Linked DNA regions of Homo sapiens: region 2 is linked to region 1. A link is an interaction called in ENCODE POLR2A ChIA-PET data of the cell type or tissue named here. Cell type or tissue: endothelial cell of umbilical vein. All regions are shown on one strand. Each heading gives the region's core, and the rest is flanking DNA. Links, peaks and the distances in the headings are about the cores only. Region 1 overlaps EFL1 (elongation factor like GTPase 1). Region 2 overlaps LINC01583 (long intergenic non-protein coding RNA 1583).

Evidence for each region. ChIA-PET counts read pairs that join two places held together with the same protein. Peaks named below come from ENCODE experiments on the same cell type or tissue, not always from the same donor. Only the 100,000 strongest peaks of a DNase experiment are listed, where the experiment ranks them.
Region 2: POLR2A ChIA-PET joins it to region 1 with 7 read pairs; 2 of 35 experiments call an interaction of 5 or more read pairs at or near these places.

What each region holds. Positions count from the first base shown.
Region 1 is chr15:82,158,309-82,162,706 of GRCh38, forward strand. The region is part of intron 16 of EFL1 (elongation factor like GTPase 1); the gene reads right to left. Among named protein-coding and RNA genes, the nearest start is that of LINC01583, 72 kb to the left of the region's middle. In endothelial cell of umbilical vein, for the core only: no CTCF peak of the experiment used is centred there; no DNase peak of the experiment used is centred there.
Region 2 is chr15:82,091,727-82,096,124 of GRCh38, forward strand. LINC01583 (long intergenic non-protein coding RNA 1583) reads left to right here. Exons shown (of 6, transcript NR_120367.1): 2 at 1-878; 3 at 1,668-1,768; 4 at 2,257-2,508; 5 at 3,756-4,398. Among named protein-coding and RNA genes, the nearest start is that of LINC01583, 5.3 kb to the left of the region's middle. In endothelial cell of umbilical vein, for the core only: no CTCF peak of the experiment used is centred there; a DNase peak (open chromatin) is centred at 2,245; H3K27ac peaks cover 1,110 bases.

The DNA.
Region 1 (4,398 bases), core at 286-4,285:
TGTGAAACTGCTTGCTAGAACTTGGGTTTTAGAATACCCTAACTAGCTACTTTATCTGGTGAGCTAAAGGCATCTTCTGCATTGTGTTCTGCATGTATTTTTCATATATAATTGCTTTTTCCTGGGAGTTGAGAGTAGGGATAGGGACTGTGACCTACATCTTGGGTTTAGCTGCTTTTTCACCCCCTTTCCACATACTCAACTGCTACTGCTCCCTCAAGGCAGGTCCAAGGAAGTCTCTTGCAGCTGCCTTAGCAGAAACCTTGGTCTTAAAGACGTTTTTATGCAGTCTTGTTTCAATTCTACATTTGAAGAAAAGACTTAGCAATTCCTCAATGCTTGGTTTTCAGCATGTCAAACAAACAAAATCACAGGAACTTTCTGCAATGCAATGATTTTCAACATGCCTTATAAAAGTCGATTAACTGGGAGCAGGAATATTAGAACTTCTATACCTATTTATTTTTGAAATAAAGTTCTAATAATAACTAACATTTCATAGCACTAACAATGTGCCAGACAAGCACTTTACATATATGAGCTCATTAACGATGAGGCGGTATGATGATTGTTCTCATTTTATAGATGAGGAAACAGGTATAGAGAAACTAATAAACTTGTGTTCAAGGTCCCAGACTAACTAAGTGGCAGAACCTGGTTTAGAAGCTGGGCAGCCAGCCAGAGAGCCCATGCTCTGCGGATGGATGTCAGCACACTTGTAGGTCAGGTGATCAAAAGCCACATATGGAATGCAAAGAATCCCAAGGGAAGACGGAAAGTGGGATTTCACTGTGTCCAGGGTTGACAGAGGCACCTTCATTTGTTCCTTTTTGGCATACTGTAATTTTTTTTTTGTCTAATTAAGTGGATTTTCAGATATTATCTAGTGTTAACTAAGCCTTCACAGAATTTTAAACCTGGCTTAAAAGGATTCCTGCAAAGATATCACTGATAATACTATAATACTAATAACATAAGCACATGGGAATAATAAAAAAAGAAATGGCAAAGCTTTTTGTCAGCTCTCCATCAAACAAATTATAAAGTAAAAACAATGGTTATCACCAAGATGAGATCCCAACAAATATTTCTGAAAAAATATATACACACTTAAATCTGTCTCTTCAAGGTAAAATAAAGGTAACAGTTTAACAATAAGAAAAGTTTTTTTTTTTTTTTCAAAAGAAATTTGAAACATGGAGACAACATTTTGAAATTAGGTGTTTGAAAATGTTGCCGCTGACAGCTATTTGGTTGCCAAAGATAACATAAATACTTCATGTATAATGTATAAAAACCTCTTACAATTTGGAAGGTGATTTTCTTAACCTGTTCTTAAAATCACCAAATGGATAGTTCAATAAAGATATAAGAATTAACAAACCTTCTAATTAGTGTAAGAAAAATGGACTGCCATCAGGAAAACTAGATGTTCACTATATACATTTTACCAAAACCTTTTAATAATTGGGAAAATGGAATACTAAAATGGATAACGTGACTTAGTAAAGGAAGCCAACGAATCATTCTTCCCTTTGGACTATGCAATTTTGTGAGGTGCCTTTTCCAGTGATAATGGTCATTAAAATCAAGTGTTTTAACAAATGGAACCTAGAAGCCGACCTTGGAATGGCTATATCACAAAGTGTTCAGGCAAGACCTTCAAAAAGAAGGAAGCATTATTGTGGTAGCCAGCCTCCAAGATGGCTCCAATCATCCTTGCCTCCTGATATTCACATTCCTGTGCAGCTCTCTCCAACAGTGAGTCATGGCTGGCCTGTGTGACCAACAGAACACTGTGGAAAGGATGATGTGTGATTCCCAAGGCTAGTTCACAAAAGGCATTATAGCTTCTGCCTTAGTGTTTTGGAATGCTGGCTGCAGCCAATCACCATGCAGGACACTCAAACAGTCATGTAGAGAGGAACTGAGATTCCCCAGCCAGCACCAACTTGTGAGCCCATGTTTGGAAGTACAGTTAAACCTTCAGATGGCTACCGCCCAAGGTGATGTATGACTACCACTACTTGAGAGACACGATGCTGAACGCTTCCAAATTCCAGACCAAGGGAACTATGAAAAATAAGTGTTGTTTCAAGCCACTAAATTTTGAAGCAATATGTTACATAGTATTAGGTAACTAAAATAATTATAAGCCACAATCACAAATCAATATTATCTATAATTATATGTACATACTGTATGTATCTTCATCAAATACAAATAAAATTAGGTATTTGATTTTCATCTTAATTTTTAAATAACTTCTATTTTGTGCTTCATAATGTATATAAAACAGCACAAAAATTCATATATCTATATAAGCATAGGTATCAAAAATTTTTTTTAACTAATATGGATAAAGGATAAAACAATTCTAGAAACAAATTACTCTGCTCAGATAAACAGGATTTCTTGGATTCCCACAAGTGAAGATCCAGCATTGTCTCTGAGGCAGTGATCTGAATTCTGACCTCACTGCTTCCTAACTGTATGGCCTTGGGCAAATTAATTAACTTCTCTAAGCTTCAGTTTCCCTCATGTGAAGATGAGAATAAAAAGAGTATCCTAATAAACAGGGCTTTTGGGAGGATTAAATGAGATAATCAATGTAAAATCCTTAGTACAGTGTGTGGCATACAGCAAGGTTCAATTATAATGAAGAAAATAATAATTGCTTTGGAACATTTGTAGTTCTCTGTGTTGAGTTTGTAGTTGACCTGTGGGCATGAAGTAGAGGGTGGCTGCCATGAGATTTTGACCCCCACTTGGGAAATTAGAGAAAGAAAAGTGGAAGAACAAATGCTCACGATTTGCTTCTCCCTGAAAGAAAAGAAGCAAACTGTTGTCTTCTGGATTAATCTAGTTGTCACAATAAAAAAAAAAGAGAGGACATGGGGATACGTGGTCTATTCAAGAAAAACAATGAATGTGTCCAGTGCCTCTCAGAGGCAGTATTACTGCAAAGTCTTTTAAGAGAGTGAAATATCCCAATAGTCGTCAGACATGTAATCTACGAATAAGGGGGTCACTGCCCCAAAATAAGGATGAGCATAAGTTACTAGGGCAAAGAGTAAACAGAAAATAAATATCCTCTGAAAGCTCATAGGAACAAGGAAGGGAAGTTTCCCCAGACATTCTGAATGTAAAATAACATGTGGACAATGTAAAAACACCAAGAAGGCAAAACAAAGAGTACAAAATTCAGACACTGAAAAATCAAATGGGGTGCTTCAGTAACACAGTCAATAAATGCAAGGTAAATCCAGTAAAAACAATATACTTAAAGGGAAGAAAATAGCAATACTCCTTTTAAAATTATGAAGAAAATTATGTGCCCCTTCTAACCATTTTAGTTTACTTTTTACAAAGTTCAGATAAATTTAATGTAAACACATGAGGAAGTACACTTTGGCCTACAAATTGATAATCCTGAATAATTCCATTTATTAGACTATCTCATTTATGGAAAGGAAAGGAACTTAATCTTACTATGAATCAGCTATAGTACAGGAAATACACTAGGTACTAGAATCCTTCATCTCATGTAGCCAGTCCTTCAAAGAAGCTGGTTCTTTAGGGTTGGGCTTTTACTTAGCTTCCATAACAGAGACCACAGACTAGCACATAACCATAACAGAGCCTTTTAAAAATTATAAATTTCTATTATTAAAATATCACATCTTAGGCCAGGCACAGTGGCTCACACCTGTAATCCCAGCACTCTAAGAGGCTGAGGTGAGAGGACTGCTTAAGCTCAGGAGTTTAGGACCAGTCTGGGTGACATGGGGAGAACCCATCTACAAATAATGAAAAAAATTAGCTGGGTATGGTGACATATGTCTGTGGTCCCAGCTACTTGGGAGGCTGAGGCAGGAGGATCTCGTGAGCCCAGGAGGTCAAGGCTGCAGTGAATCGTGATTGTGACTGAGCCACTGCACTCCGGCCTGGGTGACAGTGAGATCTTGTCTCAAACCAAATAAATAAACAAGTAAAATTATGGCTTAAATTATTTTTTCCTATTTTTAAAATGTATGTGCAAATGCAATAAACTAAGTAAGAAAGAGGATACAAATAAATAGTAGAAACATCTACGAATAAGCTATGGTTGCCAGACTCAAATATCACAACTTAAATAAAACTGAGCTTTCTTGTATGTATTTCTTAGGATTGAACACGGTAGACAGGGGTTAGAGCCAGCCTAGTGAGTAGAATAAAAGAACAAAATCACGAAAGGCCAGGATCTGAACAAGCCTAAAAGAGGAAGCATGTTTTACACAGAATGGGATAAATCCGTGTAGCAACCAAGGCACTGTGTCAGTCCACAGTGACAGCCCACAAAAAATTCCTATCTCGAGGCTGAAGGCAGATGGCTATTTACTAGGGCTGGCCCCAAAG
Region 2 (4,398 bases), core at 242-4,241, 67 kb before region 1:
GTTAAGCATGAATCGAGGAAAGGAAACAGAAATCCTCTTCCTAGTCCTCTTTCCTCTGTTTTCTCCTCTGGGTACCAGAATTGCGACAGAGTGGGACAGCTCAGGCAGCTGCAGGTCTTGGCCAGTGCTCTTCCTCACCCAGGCCATGCAGCATCAACACAGTCACCGTAGAACTCCTCTTAAGACAAGCAAAGGAACTTTCCAACCCAGTTGAGTGCACTTTTCCCAAGTGTGTGGTAAAAAGTTAAATGACACTTTGTGAAAGGGATCCTTAAGCTACAAAAACATTTTCCCCCATCACACTAAGCACTTGGTTTTGTCCTTGTAGTTGCAAAAGGGGCTGGAGTCATTTGATGAATTCTGAATGTTGTAAGGCTGCTTTTCTGGAAGGGTAAACAGGGAACCTTTTAGATGCCAAGACCTTTTAGAATAACGACCCTTCAGAGGAAACTGAAGTGCAAAGGATTGAAGTAACCTTCCAGAAGGTACACAGCTGGTGAGACAAAGCCTGTACTGGGTCCCAAGCCTGCCTGACTCCGGACTCCCACACCCCACAGTGATACCAGAATCACCCTGAAAATGGGAAACATGCTGCAGCTGCTGTCCTGATTCCAGCCTCTGACCAGGAGAGCTGGATTGACCAGGAAGCCAATGAAGCTAAGTTTCAGGGCCCCCTGTCTGCCTAAGGCCTCTCCCAAGGCCCTGCACCAAAGTTTCTATTTGTGACTTTGTTTTCTTAGAAAAAACTCCTCAATTATGTGAATTCACCTCTGCTGACAAGTAACTCCTTAGAGGACGTGAGTTTTAGAAGGACAAGCTCCAAAAGCATCTCTAGATAGCCTCCAGAACCCTGCTGGTGTGACTCTTTTTGGAACTAGGTACAGAAAACCCCAGGCAGATGGACTGGCCTTTGGGGATTAAGGGAGATGTTCCAGAGCAGCTCAAATGATCTCTGGTGCCTGACTTTTGAACATCCAGTTTATAAACAAATCCAAAGTGGTTTCTTTCCTGTCTTCATTTGGGACCTTCTGTAGACTCCAAATCCCATTTGCATGACCCAGGCCCATCGATAACCTCCTCCCATTCAGTCCATTCTCTTGTGGGACTAGAAGCCTAAGGGGCATCTCCAGGTCAAGGAAAGGGGGCCGGGGAACGTGTAGAGGGAGGGACAGCAGGAGGAGAGAAAGATGTGTCTAAAGATCTGGAGTCAGAGATCATCATGTGTTGTGGACATTGGAACAAATTTGGTGTGAAGGAAGCTGAGACTGAGACTGGAGGGGCTGTCTTAGCCCATTTGGGCTGCAATAGCAAAAATGCCATAAACTGGATGGTTAATAAGCAACAGAAATTTCCTTTTTTTTTTTTGAGACGGAGTATCGCTCTGTTGCCCAGGCTGGAGTGCAGTGGCACCATCTCAGCTCACTTCAAGCTCTGCCTCCCAGGCTCAAGCCATTCTCCTGCCTCAGCCTCCCGAGTAGCTGGGACTACAGGTGCCCATCACCACGCCCAGCTAATATTTTTGTATTTTTAGTAGAGACGGGGTTTCACTGTGTTAGCCAGGATGGTCTCGATCTCCTGACCTCGTGATCCACCCACCTCGGCCTCCCAAAGTACTGGGATTGCAGGCGTAAGCCACCATGCCCAGCCCAGAAATTTATTTCTTACAGTTCTAAAGGCTGGAAAGTCCAAGACCAAGACACCAGCAGATTCAGTGTCTGGTGAGAGCCCACTCTCTGATTCACAGAAGGCTTCTTACTGTGTTGAAAAGGCAAGTGAGCTTTCTTGGGCCTTTTTGATAAGGGCACTAATCCTATTTGTGAGGGTGGAGTCCTCATGACCTAATTATTTCCCAAAGGCCCTACCTCTTAATACCATCACGTTGGGGTTTAGGATGTCAGCATATGAAATTTTGGGATGTGGGGCGGGGGGGTGGGGGATCCCCAGACAGCAGTCTGGCAGAGGGTAGAATATGAAGGGACTTTTACACCACGTTCAGGGGGGGTGTCAACTTTATCCCCCAAAATGAGGAGCAGCTTAAGCAAGGGAATGATATAAAGTAGTCCTCCCTTATCTGTGGTTTCAGTTACCCATGGTTCAGTGAGGTCCAACAATATTCAGTGAAAAATTCCATAAATAAACAACTGATACGTTTTGAATTGCATGCCGTTCTTAGTAGTGTGATGAAATCTCGCGCCACCCAGCTCCATCCTGCCCGGGATGTGAATCATCCTTTTGTCCATCGTATTCCTGCTGTAGACATGACTCAACCCACCCATCACTTAGCAGCCGTCTGGGTTATCAGATTGACTGTCATAGCGGCACAGTGCTTGTGTTCAAGCAACCCTTATTTTACTTCCCGATGGCCCCAAAGTGCAAGAGTAGCGACGCTGGTGATTCCGACATGCCAGAAAGAGGCTGCAAAGTGCTTCCTGTAAGCGAAAAGCTGAAAGTTCTCAATGTAATAAGGAAAGAAAAAGAAATCATATGCTGAGGTTGCTAAGATCTATGGTAAGAATGAATCTTCTGTTTGTGAAATCGTGGACAGTGTATTGTGTTACTTGTTCTGTTTTGGTGTTAGTTGTTGTTGTTACTCTCTTACTGTGCCTAATTTATAAATTAAACTTTATCCTAGGTAGGTTTGTATGTATAGGAAAAAACATGGTGTACGTAGGGTTCAGGACATCCACTGGGGGGTCTTGGAATGTATCCTCTGTGGATAAGGGAAGACTATTGTACTATTTTATTTCTCATTTGAGAAGACCACTCTGGCTACAGAATGGAGACTGTGGTTCAGTAAAGAACGTGGCCATGCCCTGCACCATGATAATGCTGGCCTACATCCAGGCAGAGGCAAGGTGATGGGAAAAGTGGATGGATTGGAGCACACTCTCACCACCGTGACCCCTGGAGTTTTTTGTGTTGAGAGGGATTCCAGGAACCAGTGTGTGGCTGGAGGGTGGCCAGTGGGGGAATTTCCACCTGCCGTCTCTACCTTCCCCTTCTCCCTTTAACCCGGGTGGCTCTACTTTGATATGTTCTGTGTGTTAGGGTACCACGCAAGTTTCTGTTTGAGAAGGAAAAGCCTATTTCTAAAAATAAGTTTGGAAAAACTATTGGTCTGGGGGAATATTCAGGAGATAGACTAGAAAGGACTTGGTGATTGTGCATGAGCAAGGGAGGGGAGGTGGGAAGAATGATAGGGGAGGAAGGGGTGCCATTCATTGAGTGGGGAAATGCTACAAGAGGATCCAGAATGGTGGGGTCGGGAGGGTGATGTGGAGTCAGTTCCAGACTTTTGCCCTGCGGGACCTCCAGAGTACACTGCCTGCTGGGCAAGGGGACCAGAGTGGGGAGAGGCCGTGGGGGGTGCTGGGGCAGGAGGATCTTGCGTGCCAGGGGGATGTGTAGTGGTAAGCTCCCTCCAGGGCCTCCTGAAGAACTCACATTTGGCCCCCAGGAGGAGTGGCCCTTGGACTCTGGCTACCAGAGGCATCCCAGCCAACTGGGAAACTTCAACAGCTTCAGGTGGATGAGAGAATGTAGTCTCCTTTCCTCTACTACCTCTACCCTCTGTCCTGACCTTGACCACTCAGAGGCAGAGGTGAGCAGAGGAGGGTAAAAGCAGAACATGCCATCTCCTTCCCCTCCCACCTCCTTCCAGCCTAGGCCAGGCAAAGACCAGGGCAAGGAGATGAGCTCTCCGTTAGATTGGAAATAAACACTGAAATCTAGACCAGATGTTTTCATACTAACAGGTACTCAGGGAGTTTTGAGATTTTCCAAGATGCCATCGAGGAACTGAAAAGTGCTGCCCAGCTGCAGTGAGGGCTTTTTAAAGGCAGTTTCATGTCTACACCCCACTGAGTTCAGACTGTCCAATGAAGCACTGACATTGTTACACATGCGTGTTGTGGACAACTTGAGAAAACACTTGTCTGCAGGAAGATGAAATTAAAATCAAGTGTGATCCTACCACCGAAAGATAAGTGTTACTGATATTTTTTGTTAATAACATTCCAGTTTTTTATGTAGTTTTGGGGTAGCTTATTATTTTCATGTGATTTCAAACTTGGAGAAAGTTTCCAAGATGAGTCCAAGGAGCTCTCATATGTTCCTCACCCAGATCCACCAACTGGCCACATTTTGTTCCATTTGCTTTATTATTCCTTCTACCTCTCTCTCTCTAAAGTATTATTATATGTTAAATATATCTTAATATAATTATAGTTATGTTAAATATATCTTAATATAGTTACAAATAATTATGTTAAATATATCTTAATATAATTATGTTAAATGATGTTATGAATATTAAAAATTATAATTTAAATAATATTCTAATATAGGCAGACATTTAGTTTCTGAACCATTTGGGACCATGCTGAAAACATCATTTTC